Linked DNA regions of Homo sapiens: region 2 is linked to region 1. Evidence: chromatin contacts called from ENCODE Hi-C or POLR2A ChIA-PET data. All regions are on one chromosome and are shown on one strand. Each heading gives the region's core, a stretch centred on a gene start or an enhancer-like site at or near the end of the contact. The rest is flanking DNA. Distances are from core to core; before and after follow the strand shown. Region 1 overlaps ELL2 (elongation factor for RNA polymerase II 2). Region 2 overlaps LOC101929710 (a long non-coding RNA gene).

What was found. Hi-C counts contacts between places; a loop is a spot of excess contacts on that map. ChIA-PET counts read pairs that join two places held with the same protein, here RNA polymerase II (POLR2A). Pooled maps may share reads with other maps.
Region 2: a map of endothelial cell of umbilical vein shows a loop between it and region 1 (2.4-fold over the local background). The contact joins two enhancer-like sites. A Hi-C loop is called at or near these places in 1 of 168 maps with a recorded cell type or tissue (endothelial cell of umbilical vein) and 1 of 50 pooled maps. POLR2A ChIA-PET finds 5 or more read pairs at or near these places in 1 of 52 experiments (GM12878).

What each region holds. Positions count from the first base shown.
Region 1 is chr5:95,896,610-95,903,439 of GRCh38, forward strand. It overlaps ELL2 (elongation factor for RNA polymerase II 2), which reads right to left. Exons shown (of 12, transcript NM_012081.6): 6 at 4,347-4,471; 7 at 4,084-4,171; 8 at 1,631-2,201. Among named protein-coding and RNA genes, the nearest start is that of LINC01554, 48 kb to the left of the region's middle. Within about 2 kb of position 5,207, at least 7 of the 41 ENCODE cell types and tissues checked have a DNase peak (open chromatin) inside an H3K27ac peak, as active enhancers do; they include endothelial cell of umbilical vein, where a contact is called at or near this core.
Region 2 is chr5:96,251,904-96,259,388 of GRCh38, forward strand. The region is part of intron 1 of LOC101929710 (a long non-coding RNA gene); the gene reads left to right. It also overlaps a transcript of CAST not described here. Among named protein-coding and RNA genes, the nearest start is that of MIR583, 180 kb to the left of the region's middle. Within about 2 kb of position 3,193, at least 9 of the 41 ENCODE cell types and tissues checked have a DNase peak (open chromatin) inside an H3K27ac peak, as active enhancers do; they include endothelial cell of umbilical vein, where a contact is called at or near this core.

The sequences.
Region 1 (6,830 bases), core at 3,957-6,456:
CTTTTACGATAGTCTGAGTCTTAAAGAGAAAGGCATCAAGTGCAGGTCACCTGGCTTCCCTTCTGCCATAGACACCAGATAAATTCCAAAAAATGCAGGGGATGTGGGTCTAGAGCTTTCCTAACTTTGTAATTATCGCAACTGGTTCTGAAAGTTACTATATCCTCAGTAAAGAATTCAAAGAGACTAAGTCTGCTTCTCCAGGTCTCCAACTCTGAGAACACTTGGAACTCTGATGTAGATCTCAACATACTGAAATCCAGTTTTCCTGTCTCTAGCCTTTGACTCAGAAGCACCACCTGAGGGTGGAAAGTGTGGAGAGTGGAGTTTACCCAGTGGCTTATGAACTCTGAACATAGAGTTCTACTTCATTTCTTTTCCTGACCTGACAAATTCAACTATAAGAGTGTTGAGGGAAAAAGCTTACACCTACCTTTTGTGCCATTACATAGTATTATATTGACTGAAATATTTAAACAGAAATGCTTTGACATGCAATGTATCCAATCTAGATCAAGAAAAGCACATATCATATCATATTCTACAGCGGCTTCTTTGGAAGTAACACTAAAAGAAAATAGAGCTTCTCTCATATGGCAAAGATGGTCAATTAAATCTAAGGATTACAGACTTTCAGAATCATGAGCAAAATACAGAAAGACAACACTCCTTATAACTCTACTCATTAAAGTAATTTTTCCAAAGCCATATTTTCCTATGGAATTTTGCCTTAGTTATTCTGGTTTTAAAACTGGCAGCAATGCCAAATGGTGAACTTGGATCTTCTATGTGGTGGCATGCAAGGAATTAAGTTTTAGAGGACATATTTTTTAAATAAGAAAAATCTAATTTTGTCAGTTTTTAACACTCAGGACATCTTAGGCAAGCAAGCTTTTTATGAATTAGCTTTTCTTTAGAGGTAAAGCTTTAAGTTTCTTTGGATCTCTAGATATTTAGCATTTAAGCTCCTAAAGCTTTGAAATGGCTAATTTTACAAATAACAATTGATGTTAGTTCACTAAAACAGGACTCTCAAAATTGGGGGAAAAACCCCTAAACCTTAAGATCTATTAAGCGAACGCTAGCCAACAGTCTTGCAAAAGACAAAGTGTTTTCACTCTAAATAAAGATGATGTTATGAATCTGCAAATGAAATTTTATCTTGGCCTGATTTATTAAAAAGTTGACCTTTCCCCTGTGCTAATATTAATTGAAGCAAGGGTGACCCTGTTTCATTGAGAAAGAAGGAAATGAATATTCTTATTGCAAATTGTGTCTGATTAAATCAGTTCAAGAATGGCATATAATAGGTCATGCTGAGGCTGCACAATATCATAACAGATATGGAAAAGAATGTTAAAGGTCCACCTTCCAAAAAGGAGTCTCAAGTATGACAGTCATTTTCAAATGCCATTCTTATTAATATAGAAATCATGTTTAATAGTTGGCCAAAAAGAGATGGAAAACAACTGCTGTAAAATGAAAAAAAAAAAAAAAAACTGCTCAAAAGCACAACACTAAGATTAATAATTAAATGAAACGTCATTTGCTAAAGAAATTACTAATTATAAACTGTGTAATTTCAAACTCATGATAGCATGCACTTCTGGTTCATCTAAAGGTAAAATACCTCCACTGGAATTTGGACTGGAGTTATTTAGCTTGGCAATTTCCTCTTCTCTCTTAAGATCTTCCTCCTTTTCCTCAATAGTCTCAATGTCGTGCTTTTTTATTTGGTCCTTTTCCTTATGTTTTTTAGACTTCTTTTTGGACTTTTTGTGAGACATTGAATGGTTTTCTTCCATAGGCTTTGGACACTTTAGTAGAACGGAACCAGGGGGTAAGGTTTCCAGAGAAGTCCTAGAGGTATATTTGTCTTGCTGGTCCTCATAGATACTATCGTTTTGACTAAAACTGTCAACAGGTAGGTCTTGAGTCCCCCGGCCTTCTGGAGTGCTAGGGGAGTTGGAGTTAGAATTTACAATCTGAGGAGGATGTGAGATGGGCAGATAGGTTGAAGGCAGCGGTGGAGGGGTAGGGATGGCAGCAGCCGCAGGGGGCAGCGGGAGGCCTGCAGCAGATTTTTCACTGGTGGGATTCAAATGACCATTTAGTGTTGGTGGTACTCTGTTCGTCAGGTGAGATATTCGGGCTTTTTTATTCATTAAAGGATCAATAAACTCTGAATCCAAAAGCCGTTTCTAGGGGAGGGAAAAGGAGAAAAGTGAGCCAGTTTGCACTAAAATTAAATAAATTCAATACATGCATGGCTGGTTAAACAACTAAGTAACCTTACTTACTATTAATATTACCAGGGTTGTAATATTACACGCTTTCTTCATGCTTAAGCAAAAAACAAACAAACAAAAAACCCAAACAAAAACTAAACCAGAACAACAACAACACAAAACCAAATGTGAAATACATTTTCATGTTTAATGTCAAAAAGCAGAATCTGGCAAATGTTTCTTGAAGTGCTTACTGAATTCTTTCTAATCATACAGCTTTACCCTAAGTTCCAAGAGAGACTATGCTGATTTATGTGGATTATACCACTCAGGAGAGTATTAAACAGAGGCAGTCACCCTCCATTGCTGGCTGTGGTTGACCTAGTTATATTAAATGAGAAGAGAAAGCAATTTGTGCCGTTTGACTCTGTGAGAACTAACACAGCTAGGTAAAGGGCAATAGCCTGCACTTATTTTAATCTTTAATGGGCTAAAATGCTCCAGTTAAGAGTATTTTGGCTGTCATTTATCATTCCACCTGTCTTAGAGTGGGAACAGCCAGCACTTTCAGAATAGTTTCTCTAATTATCTCTATCACTGTTGAAATGCTATTTAATTTTTTTTTTTACCGTTACATATCTCTTTACCAGATTGGAAGATAAGTCTTAATAATTGGTCCATTAAAATTAGGTGGAAGTACTTTAAAAAAAATCATGGTAATAGTAGCCTAATCTGTCAACAACAATAATAGTATTTAAGTTAAAAAGGAAATTTAGATAGTTGAAAACTATAAAATATAAATTCACATTTATGCTTAAATGTAATGCTGTAGCTTGTATTCTGGCTTGAAAGAAAATAATGGTTAATCAACTCATTATTTTGTTTTCAATTTAACACCATTTATTTGGCACCTAGTATATAATTTGATCAGAGTAGAAGTAGTTTCATAATAGTTGGCATTAAAAGTGAGACTTCCACAGACATTGTATATATGCAAGGACAGACCTGCTTTTTTTCCTTTTTCTTTTTTGTTCCCCCTCTGTTCCTCACAATAAGTTTCTAATATTTTCTGATGTGCGAATGGCTGTTTGCCCAGGGTATGCTTAGTGTTCTCCACACATCTGTGGGCTTCTCACTAATTCTTGGGAGTAAGGTCCAGAGAGAGAGAGGGAAGACACTGTGTCAGCAGTACTGGGGTGGGGAGGTGCGTCCCACTGTCTGTCAAAAGCACCCAGAACACCGAGAGAGTTCTGAGTTTGGCCAATCAGCTGAGAATCAGGCAGGCTTCACTCTAGTACTGCCTAGGACCTTCTCACCTTTTTCTTGGATGAGCTGAATCTCTTGGGGGAAAACTCTAAACTGGAGAAGAATCTGATTGGGAGTACTCTGATAAGGATCCAATTAAAAAGAAAACATGGAAACATGCCATCATTTTTGTTTATTTGTTGATTGTAAATCCATTTTCCCCAAAAAATATTCTTCTGGAACATGTTGACAGACAAAATTAAGTATCTTCAATTTTCCATATAATCTGATAATTGTTTGGGACTGGGTAAGTCTTCTAGTTAGTGACCAAATTGGAAAGTAGATAATCTTACAACAAAATGTAAACTTTAAAAATGGAAAGCAAGGTAGACATTAAGTACTCTGACAAGCAGTGCTGTGTAGTGGAGAAAGTTCTGGGCTGGAAGCCAAGACCTAAATTCTAGGCTAAGCTCAGCCATAACCAGATGGCTTTGGGCAGGCAAGCTGTCCAGCTTCTCCGGGTCTCATTTCCTTCACTTATACATCAGAGGACCTGATTAGAGGCCCCTAATATCTATGTCAGGTCTATAATTCTATGTTTATGACATACCTGAGGAGAAGATACAGCGTCTCTACTAGAACATACAGGAGATTCTGAACGGCTGGTGCCTGCAGCATTCTGAGACGGATTTAGTTTTCTGTAAAGGACACACATGTTATGTGTTAAGGAGATGATTTAAAAATGTTCATGATAGAAAGCTTGCCTTGCTTCCCTTCCCACCTTAACACTAAAATAACAATGACTAAAATAATGACTTATTTCCATAATTTTTAAAGAAACATTTTTTTAAAAGCAAGAAAAAAAGAATTCACCTAGAGAGCACTGACTCCAATGACCGTCTGTCTATTTCACTGTATCCAGGCCAGTCTCTTTGAAGCTCTTTAAAAACATAATCCTTTAAGGTATATGAGAGGTCCTTAGAATTCAGATTGGCTACCTAGTATGAGGTATAAAAACAGAGCATTAGGTATTTTTACTATCATCTCCTAACCTAAAACAGGCAACCTTTAGGATTTACACTGAAAATAATTACATCAATTGGCCCCAAAGGGACTGCTAGTTTTGTATTATATGCCAGATCTCAATAAATGCCATTAACTTCATTTTGGGAATTAAAGCTTTATATACACAGCTAAATGTTTTTTTCCCAGAATGGCCATTGCATTTTTAATATTTCTAATCAGATAATAAGCCCATATTAGGAAAAAAGTGAAGATTTTAAAAAAATCAATTATTTTAGTCAAAGGAATCCAAAACAGTTGTACAGTAGTCCCCTCCTTATCTTCAAAGGATACACTCAAACACCCCCAGTCGATGCCTAAAAACTCCGATGGTAACGAACCCTATATATACTGTTTTTTTCTTATACATACATACCTGATAGTTTAATTTATAAATTAGGCATGGTAAGAGATTAACAATAACTACTAATAAAATAGAGCAATTATGCCAACATGCTGGCAACACTACTCTTGCGCTTTGGGGCCATTACTAAGTAAAATAAGGATTACTTGAACACAAGTACTATGATATTACAACAGTCGATTTGAAAACGGAGATGGCTAGTGACTAATGGGGGACATACAGAGGGTTATCCAATCCACTGCTGTGGTATCTCAGTGCATGTGTCCAGGTAACCCTTACTGCACTTAATAATGGCCCAAGATGGCTACCAAGTGACTAATGAGTGGGTAGCATCTACAATGTAAAGCTAAACAAAGGGATGATTCACATCCTGGGCGGGACAGAGCAGGACAATGTGAGGTCTCATCACGTTTCTCAGAACAGCGTGCTACTTAAAACTAACAAAATGTTTACTTCTGAAATTTTCCTTTTAATATTTTTGGATCATGGTTGACCATAGGTAACTGAAACCCCAGAAAGTGAAACCACGGATAAGGACTACTGTATTACCAACATCCTTATTTACTTCTGGGCAATTGAGTCCATTACTTTTGAGTCACAATAAAAATCCTTGATCACTTGTATTAAGTAGAAACCAAACAGTGCCCAAATGTTGGGTTACAAACTTTCCTTTCAGTCATCAACCAAACACTGTCTTCATAAATAGTATCAATTCTGATAACCTTGTCTGTCTTTCTTTGGATAACCACGCTTGCTCCTTATATCTGCCAGTTCTCCTGAAGAACCACTTACTCAAAGTCCTTGAAATTCCCCAAACCAATAAATGAAAACATATGCCTAGAGAACCCCCAAATTACTGTTATTAGTCAGCCAGTTTATTCCGAAGTGTAATCTTTTCTTATCCCTTAACTGCAATTCCTAGAGTTTCGCGGCTTAGCCATTAACTAACTACACAAACATACAGGTTCACGTGCCAAACCAAAAGTAATTAATTTTTAAGGCTAGGAGAAAATTACTCTTGCTTATGACTTCCTACTGGAATAGATCATTCTTTCTGTGTCTTTTAAAAGTACTAACAAATATGATAGTTTATGCTTCTCACAACTTAGCTGAACACTATTCTAACAGTAATGTTTCTATTAAGGAGAAAATAGGTTTATCTTAAAATTCAAATTTGCAAAATTCAAATTTGCAAATAAGTTAATATAGTATACACCCAGATTTCTTGAGGTGGAATAAACACAATCCATCAATTTTCTTTTTTCTTTCTTCTTACTCTTTTTCATTTTTTGAGACAAGGTCTCACTCTGTCACCCAGGCTGGAGTCCAGTGGCAGGAACATGGCTCACTGCAGCCTTGACTTCTTGGGCTCAGGTGGTACTCCCACCTCAGCCTCCTGAGTAGCTGGGACTACAGGTGGACACCACTATGCCCGGCTAGTTTTTGTATTTTGTATTTTTTGTAGAGATGGGGTTTCACCATATTGTGTAGACTGGTCTCAAACTCCCGGGCTCAAGCAATCTTCCCTTGGCCTCCTAAAGTGCTGGGATTATAGGTGTGAGCCACTACGCCCCACTGGCAATGCTTCCATTTTCTTTTACCCCCAGCACTACACACATTGACACCCCCACCCCCACAGCAATCCATTTTCTAGGTTTTTGTAATAGGACATTCTCCTGGTTTCCGCCTCTCTTAGGACCTTTTTTTTTTTTTTTTTTTTTTTTTTCCGAGACAGAGTCTTGCTCTGTCGCCCAGGCTGGAGTGCAGTGGCATGATCTCAGCTCACTGCAACCTCTGCCTCCCAGATACAGGCAATTCTCCTGCCTCAGCCTCCTGAGTAGCTGGGATTATAGGCGCCTGTCACCATGCCCAGCTAATTTTTGTATTTTTAGTAGAGACAGAGTTTCACCATGTGTTTCACCATGTTGGCC
Region 2 (7,485 bases), core at 1,943-4,442, 350 kb after region 1:
GACTATACTTTTTCTATTATTTCTCAATCTTTACGTTCAGTTAGAATTGAAATCCTGTAAACTCATCTATCTGGTTTCCCAAAGGCTTGTCTTTCTGAAATAGACAAGAATGAAATGTAAGGCCACACTCTAGGAATAGGTAGATGAGTGCAAATTGTGTCTGACCTCTCCATACTCTTATTTAACTCTGGCAGAATTTTATCTGACAGTCACTGGAGACTTCTATTCAGCAGTTTCTCCACTGGCCTAAAGGAAGAAGTGGCAAAAATATGATCCAAAATACAATTACTGATTTCCTAAAGGCAATGGTAATTTTGGTGATGGAAAGGAAAAAGCCTAAGAATGCATTTTTACTATTACCTCCTAGTCATTACACTATGTTTTCTGTGAATTTCAATTACTATTGTTTATTCATTCATTCGCTCATCTTTTTAATGAATAGTATTCATTCAGTTAGTACCTACTATATGCTTGGCACTGAGCTAAATTCTGAGTGTGCAAAAATCTATGAGAAGTTGTTTCTGCCCTCACAAAACTTACGACTAAATGACTATTGATTAACTTACCTTTGCATTGTTTTTTGAAGTTCTTCAAGTGCCCAGAATTTATACCAAAATCTCAAGGGAGTTAGAGTAGGTATTAACAGTCCTATTTTAAAACTGAGGAAATTGACGCTCACAGAGTTTAAGCAACCCGTTTGGATTGCACAGAAAGCTGTTAGCAAAAAGAGTTCAATGTCAATTCTTGATAAGCTTCACATTTTAATGAATGAATTATTTATATATGAAGTTGTATTATAACAACATTAGGTGAAGTCTATTTTTAACCTCTTTCAGTAATGATAATGTTCTGACCTAGATTTCTAAAATACAGGAAGTTCATCCCGGTTGATTCATGCATTGCAGATCTGAACTATTGATAAAATGGGATGAAGAGAAATAGCAAGTGAGTTTGTTGGTTCCTTCGTGGACTAAAATTTAGTGGTAACAGAATGACTGGAGTCTGACAGTTAAGGTTTAATTCCTATCATTTGCCAGCTGTTACGGACTTGGTAAACACATATGGGCTATTAAGAAGTGTGTATTTCAAAACATCAAGTCATATTTAAAGGATTATTTAAGAAAATGGGATCATATCTCCTGTGTTCTAAAGAGGCCAGATACTTTTTTAAAAAAATAACCAAAAGTAGAGACATTTTAGTCTTCTTTATTTTAAACTTTCTTTTCACACCATTTTCATTTTTCATCACAAAGTAGATTTTGTGGTGGTTGCTAGCTTTCTTTACATAGTCCATTGCAATGGAGTTTAATCTATCCAGGGCTAAAACCTGAAAATATGGATATAGTCAGGAAATGACTTGTATTTGTTTCTCTTCACAGGAGGGAGAGGGTGTCTGGATCAGTGGTTATCAAACTTGGCACAAACCTGGCACATACTAAGATCACCTGGGGAGCTTGCAAAATAGGCTATTCCAAAACCATAAAATCTCTGGGGGTGGGACCCAGGCGTTGGTATTGTTTTTGAAATATCCCTGGGTTATAACGAGCAGCCAAGGTTGAGACTTGCTAGAAATTTTCACTTCTGTTGGAGAGCAAAGTAATCAAATTAAGCTAATTGCTTGTACAAAGTTAATGGCTTGTGTTATTCACATTTTCCAAATCAGTATCTAATGGAGATTCTGGCTAGTGTGACAAAGTGTAATGAAGACTGTCTCATCTAGTTTGCACAACTACATAGTGCCTAGTACATAAACACTAAATATTACTGGCATCATTCTATTATTATTATTTAATAATTTGACAAAGGAAGGGAAAAGAAGGAAAATAAATATTGTTTGGAGATTAAAGATTTTTTAAATATTGCATTTGTCCCAGTTGAATGTATTTGAAATGTAATAATTTGAATATCCAAAATGTAAAACCAAGAGATATGATGTAGCATATTTTATTTCCAAGGAATCCTACAAAATTTCGCCTACTTTGGTACATACCTTATCAAAGTCATTTTATCTACCTCTAGCATTTTGTAGGAGAGGCTAGGGAATGTGTGCCCAGTGGTTAAAAAAAAAGAGAGAAATTCACTTTTCTTTTGGCAAGTCACAGACATTCCTTGGGATTGGGGTGGGATGGGGTGGGTTAGCACAGTAAACTGTTGCTGTGAACTCTAATTATTTTTTAAATATGATTTTCAGTTCTTATTTGAATGTTAATGGATTTTAAGTATTTATCTCTGACCTAATTTAGGGTGAGAGACAAAACCTTGGAGACAGCATATATAGAATGTCATGATCTTCCCAGTTGCTTCATGGAAATATTCATATACTGACCTACTCCTCTTACTTTCTCCAGGGCACAAAACTACCATATATATTTTCTTCTTCTAGTATGTCTTAGAATATTATTTCAGTGACTTTATGTTATTACTTATTTCAGAAACAAAATGCAAACAGAAACAATAAAGGTCTTAATCTAAAGACTAAAGTAATTCACAAAGAGCAGGAATAGAAACTAAATTCCATACCTTTTCTCTTTTGACTTCTAATTTTCTTTTCTTCAAGTAGCTTTTATTTCTCTCAATGCTTATTCTAATTCTAATAGCTTATTGCAATCTGTATCTATCTTTGCAATATTCCTTTCTTATTTAATTCCTACTTCCATGTCTACATTTTAAAAAGTGGTTCCTATATTCAGGAGTAATTTATTACTTAGCTCTTGAGAGAGAAAGGTGGCTATGTATGTACATTTTCTTAAAATGTGCTTTGAATTTTACTCCAGGGACAGTGGTTGAAATCTTGCCCAGAGTTATCATGTTAGTTACAAAGTAGACATGGACTGATGTATGACAGGAGAAGAGTTTCTGATATCAGGAATATTTGATTTTATTTTGGAATAGGTGAAGATTGAGGGTTTTAAAAAAATTTCTGTCTTTAAGAATTTCCCATTAAAACACTATTTTTTAAATCTGTATCCAGAGCTGGAATTTTATATTGCTAAAAGTATTACAGCCTATTCTCACTTTTATTCTCCTTTGTCGGGCATATTTGCTCATGTCTAAGTCTTTTCAGTTATTCTTAATCCTACTTAAAATCTTTGGGTGGATTAAAAGTTGCATTTCCTTGTAGCTTATGTTGCAAGCATCAAATGATTAAAAAACGAAGATAATTTATTTTCCTACCATAAGCTTAATGACTCATATTCTGGAGCGGATGGGGGTTGGCAGGGGGAAGAAGGGAGGCAAAGAAAAGTAAAAAGTAAATAGCAGGCATGTTTCAGGAGAAACTCCAGCCAGGGCTGTTGGGTTGAACTTTATCGATGCTGCTTCATGATATGTGTCAAAATAAATGCAGGAAACAGCTTTTGCCTCAAAGCTTGGAATGTTGTGGTTAACTGATATTTAGGTAAAGGAATGTTACAATTGGAATAGCTGGCCTAAAACTCTTCCCAAAACCATCAATTTTATTTATTAAACTTGCTGAAAAGACGAAAAGTGACAAGGAAAGGCACAGATCATTTATTTATTTGACAAGTTTCTCAGAGTTCTTTTCCTTGATAAAGCAGCAATGACGATGAATTTTATTATGCTTAGTGTATGTGTTTGCTTGGTTTAAATTATTTACATATTTACTGTTAGGGCAGTAATAAAACCAGGTCAGTCCAAATAACTTTTTTTTTGTCTTGTCTGTGGAACACTATGAAAGTTGCATTTTTAATGGATGATGACCACAGTTGTTTTTAGGATTCCTGAATGAAGTCATGAAGTCTGAAAAATTTTGGAACCTAGAGTTTTAACTCATGTTACAATTTGAGTAACTGCTTTACAGAAAAGGGCCTGGTCTAATTTTGAGACTGTGGCTTGATTCTCACAAGTTTGATGCTCATTTCCCAAGGATAATATATATAAGCCCATAATTAAGGCTGTACTTTAGTTAGACTTGAGTTGTGAAGAAAGAAATTCAGGTTACTTTAGGGTTCCGTTCCTCAAATCTGGTGTTCTGTGCTATGCTTTTACAGTTAAGTGTGCTACAAAATAAAGTCTTTGGGACCCTCTGTTAAATAGGTTTAAACTTTTTTGGAACAAGATTTCTAAGAGACTTAAATGTGCAAGAGAGCATTCTGACTGAGAAAGGATAAGGCATGTAGCATTTCCAGATCATTAGCAAGCAGTATCTATTCTCATCTCTCAGAACTCTGTTTCTCAGAGCATGGTTAAGGAGAATTTTTATGTATATAAATGTATCACCATCAATAATCAAGGCAGAACTGTATATTTATATTTACATAGTATATATTACATATTATATATAAACTTACATATATATTATATAAACATATAATTTATACAGTATTTATGTGTTTATATGTAATATGTAATATATACTATATAAATATACAGTTTATACAGTATATTTGTGTGATATAAATATACGGTATATAAATATATAAATATACAGTATATAAATATACAGTAATATATATATATACTATATAAATATACAGTTATGCCTTGCTTATTAATGATGATACATTCTGAGAAATGTGTCATTAGGCAATTTTGTCATTGTGCTAACATCATATTTTGTATTTACACAAAATTAGATGGTATAGTCTGCTATGTGGGTAGGCTATATTATAAAACCTATTGCTCCTAGGCTACAAATCTGTACAGCATGTTACTGTACTGAATACTGTAGGCAGTTATAACACAATGCTAAGTATTTGTGTACCTAAACATATCTAAACATAGAAAAGGTACAGTAAAAATATCATATTATAATCTTATGGGACCACTGTCATATATGCAGTTGATCGAAATGTCATTAGGTGACACATGACTATATATAAATACATGATAAAATACATAAATATAATAATAGTATATACAACCTCTTTATTATTTTCCTGTTATTATTTAATCTAAGCCTAATGTTGTATTCCCTCTGCAGAAACCCACATCATAACGGGCCAGCACAGGGAGGGGCACCAGGAATCCAGGACCTGTTGGTTATTTAATTGATGACACTGGCAGATTATGGTCTCTTTTCCATGCATGAGACATGGTGCAGGTCTGCATGACGTCGTCTTCTTTTCCCTTGTGCATTCATAAGACAGATGGCCCAGATGGCGCTGTGATTCATTGTGAAGCAGGAAGGAGATAACGCAGCAGCATCTGCAGTGCTGCTGGGAGGAACACATCTGTAGCAATTGGGTGGATCTTTACTGCCTCTGGGCTGTTTCTCCCTGTGCTTAGGTGCAGGTCTTGATGAAGAAGAGAGTTCTGGGGGCAAGAGCAAAATTAATTTGTATCTTTATCTGAGTTTAGAAGGTTCCTGGGCTCCTGTTAATATACATCAAAGCAGTTCTAGAGTCATCTTAAACTTGCTCAACATTGCCAGTGTGCATGTGTAGAGGGATCTCTGTAACTCTATTGGGTTCTGATCAAATGCATTACAAATAATATGCAGGAATCTTAGCAAGGTTAAACATCCATCTTGGTTGGAAAAAAAAGAAATGTTTTCACTTGGGAGGCTTAAATATATCTATTAGATTATACTGAATTGTTAAATAAAGTGGGGATATCTTGGGATGGAAAGGATAAAAGGCAAGATTGCTGAATTGACGTTGATGTTGACATCAGTTGTTTAAAAGGATTGTTTGGTATTGCACTCCATTCAAAGCCAGATAGGGATAGTAAATCCAGGGAAGACATTCTCATGAGCCTTCTCCTAAGAACCCCACTACTCACCCTTCGTTTGACTAACATTCTGCACAGCAGCAATTTCATGCATTGTTCTTTATTGATTCATTGGTAACTGCTGACCCCAGAACTAAGTGATAACACTGCTTTCCCTTTGGTCAGTTCTTTGTTCATGTATTCTTTACAGTTCTCCGAGGGCTTACTCACTATGGGTAAGGCACTATGCATGGCATCCAGGAAAACACAGCGGCGCACAAGGCGCACTCTTTTTGCCATCCACAGTCGTGTACACACTAAACATACTAAAAACTCTGTGTGATAAATTTCATACAAAGTCATGCAAAGGAAGTGGTTAACAGGTTTGTAGAATGTGATCATGAGTAGGCAGATTCCAGCCACTAAAGGCTCAGCATGGACCACCTTGTAAGTATGCTGCATAAGGATTCATGGTGAGTAACAGCTTAGCCACCTCATTTTTTTGAAAAAAAAAGAAAAAGGAAACTCACATTACTGTATTCTTTCAGGGCTTCATTTTGCAACTTTCATGCACTCTTGAAGTAAAGGCCATGACATCGTAACTTTGGTTTCTTTTCAATAGTTCACTTTCTGAGAGTGTAAGTGGGTACTTGGTGTATCATAGGCCATTATCAGACCTGGACATGATCGTGGGTTTGGTCTGTTGCTCACTGTTTCAGAGGCAGGTCTAAGCTATGCCTCCTCTGTTTCAGAAAAATTGTTCTGTGATTTATGATAATATTTTCATTAATGAGGTTTCTACCTTTTATTACTATTACCTTCATTTTGAAAAAATCATAGTCATTGATCACATTTCAACCATTTTAAGATAAATGCTTTTTCACATTTTAACATCTTTGAAATCAAATGTGTCTTGTAATCAATGGCATGTCATAGTTTAGTTGGCAGCGTTCCTCCTCACCCTTTCAAAATTTTTCTTTAGAGGCACATGCCTCTACCTGTGAAGCATTGGAGACCCACCCCCCACCATGTTTCTGGTACATGACACATTAAAGGAATTCAGGGATGCATGACATTTGGGTCCTACAGTTGTGAGAAAACCAGGTCACTTTATCTGATATCTTGACATATTACTTTGTCCTCTCCTAATAGCATAGATATGATAAAATTGGCTTATGAAGTTATACTGTTTCATAATGAATTCATCTAACATTTAGTGAATGCTATAAAGCATATGTGTTTTTCCCCTATGCACTATACACCATGGCCACATTTGAAGAGTATAACAGGTGAAAAATACAATCTTATATGATGAGTTAATCTTATAAAATGACTAAGGGAGGTGTCATAATACAATATACAAATAAGTACTAAATGAGAAGGTCAGACAAGATAAATCCCAAGTGGGAAGAGGTTACTTTGGGCTGGGAAAAGTTAATGGAAGATATGAGAGGTGAACTGGGCTTTGAAAGCTATAAAAATATGTATGAGTAAAAACAGAGGAAGGGGAAAGTATGTTTTTATTCCCAATTTTTTTAGCATCTATCTTTGGTCGACACAGCTGTACATGAATGCAAAGTGGAAGTGTATTTTTAGATTCAGAGCATGTATTTGAAAATACAGCATACATTTATGAGATTGGCTCTTTTACTAAGAACCAGTTAGAATGTCTGCTTTTCTGGGAATTCTGAACACTTCTTGCTAAATTAGGGTGGCAAAAGAAGACAGCAAAGCACTGACTCACATTTGAGATGGCACAGGAAGGATTGGCAGGGAAGATTTAATTCCAGGGAGGTTTCAAGGGGACTTGCTGTC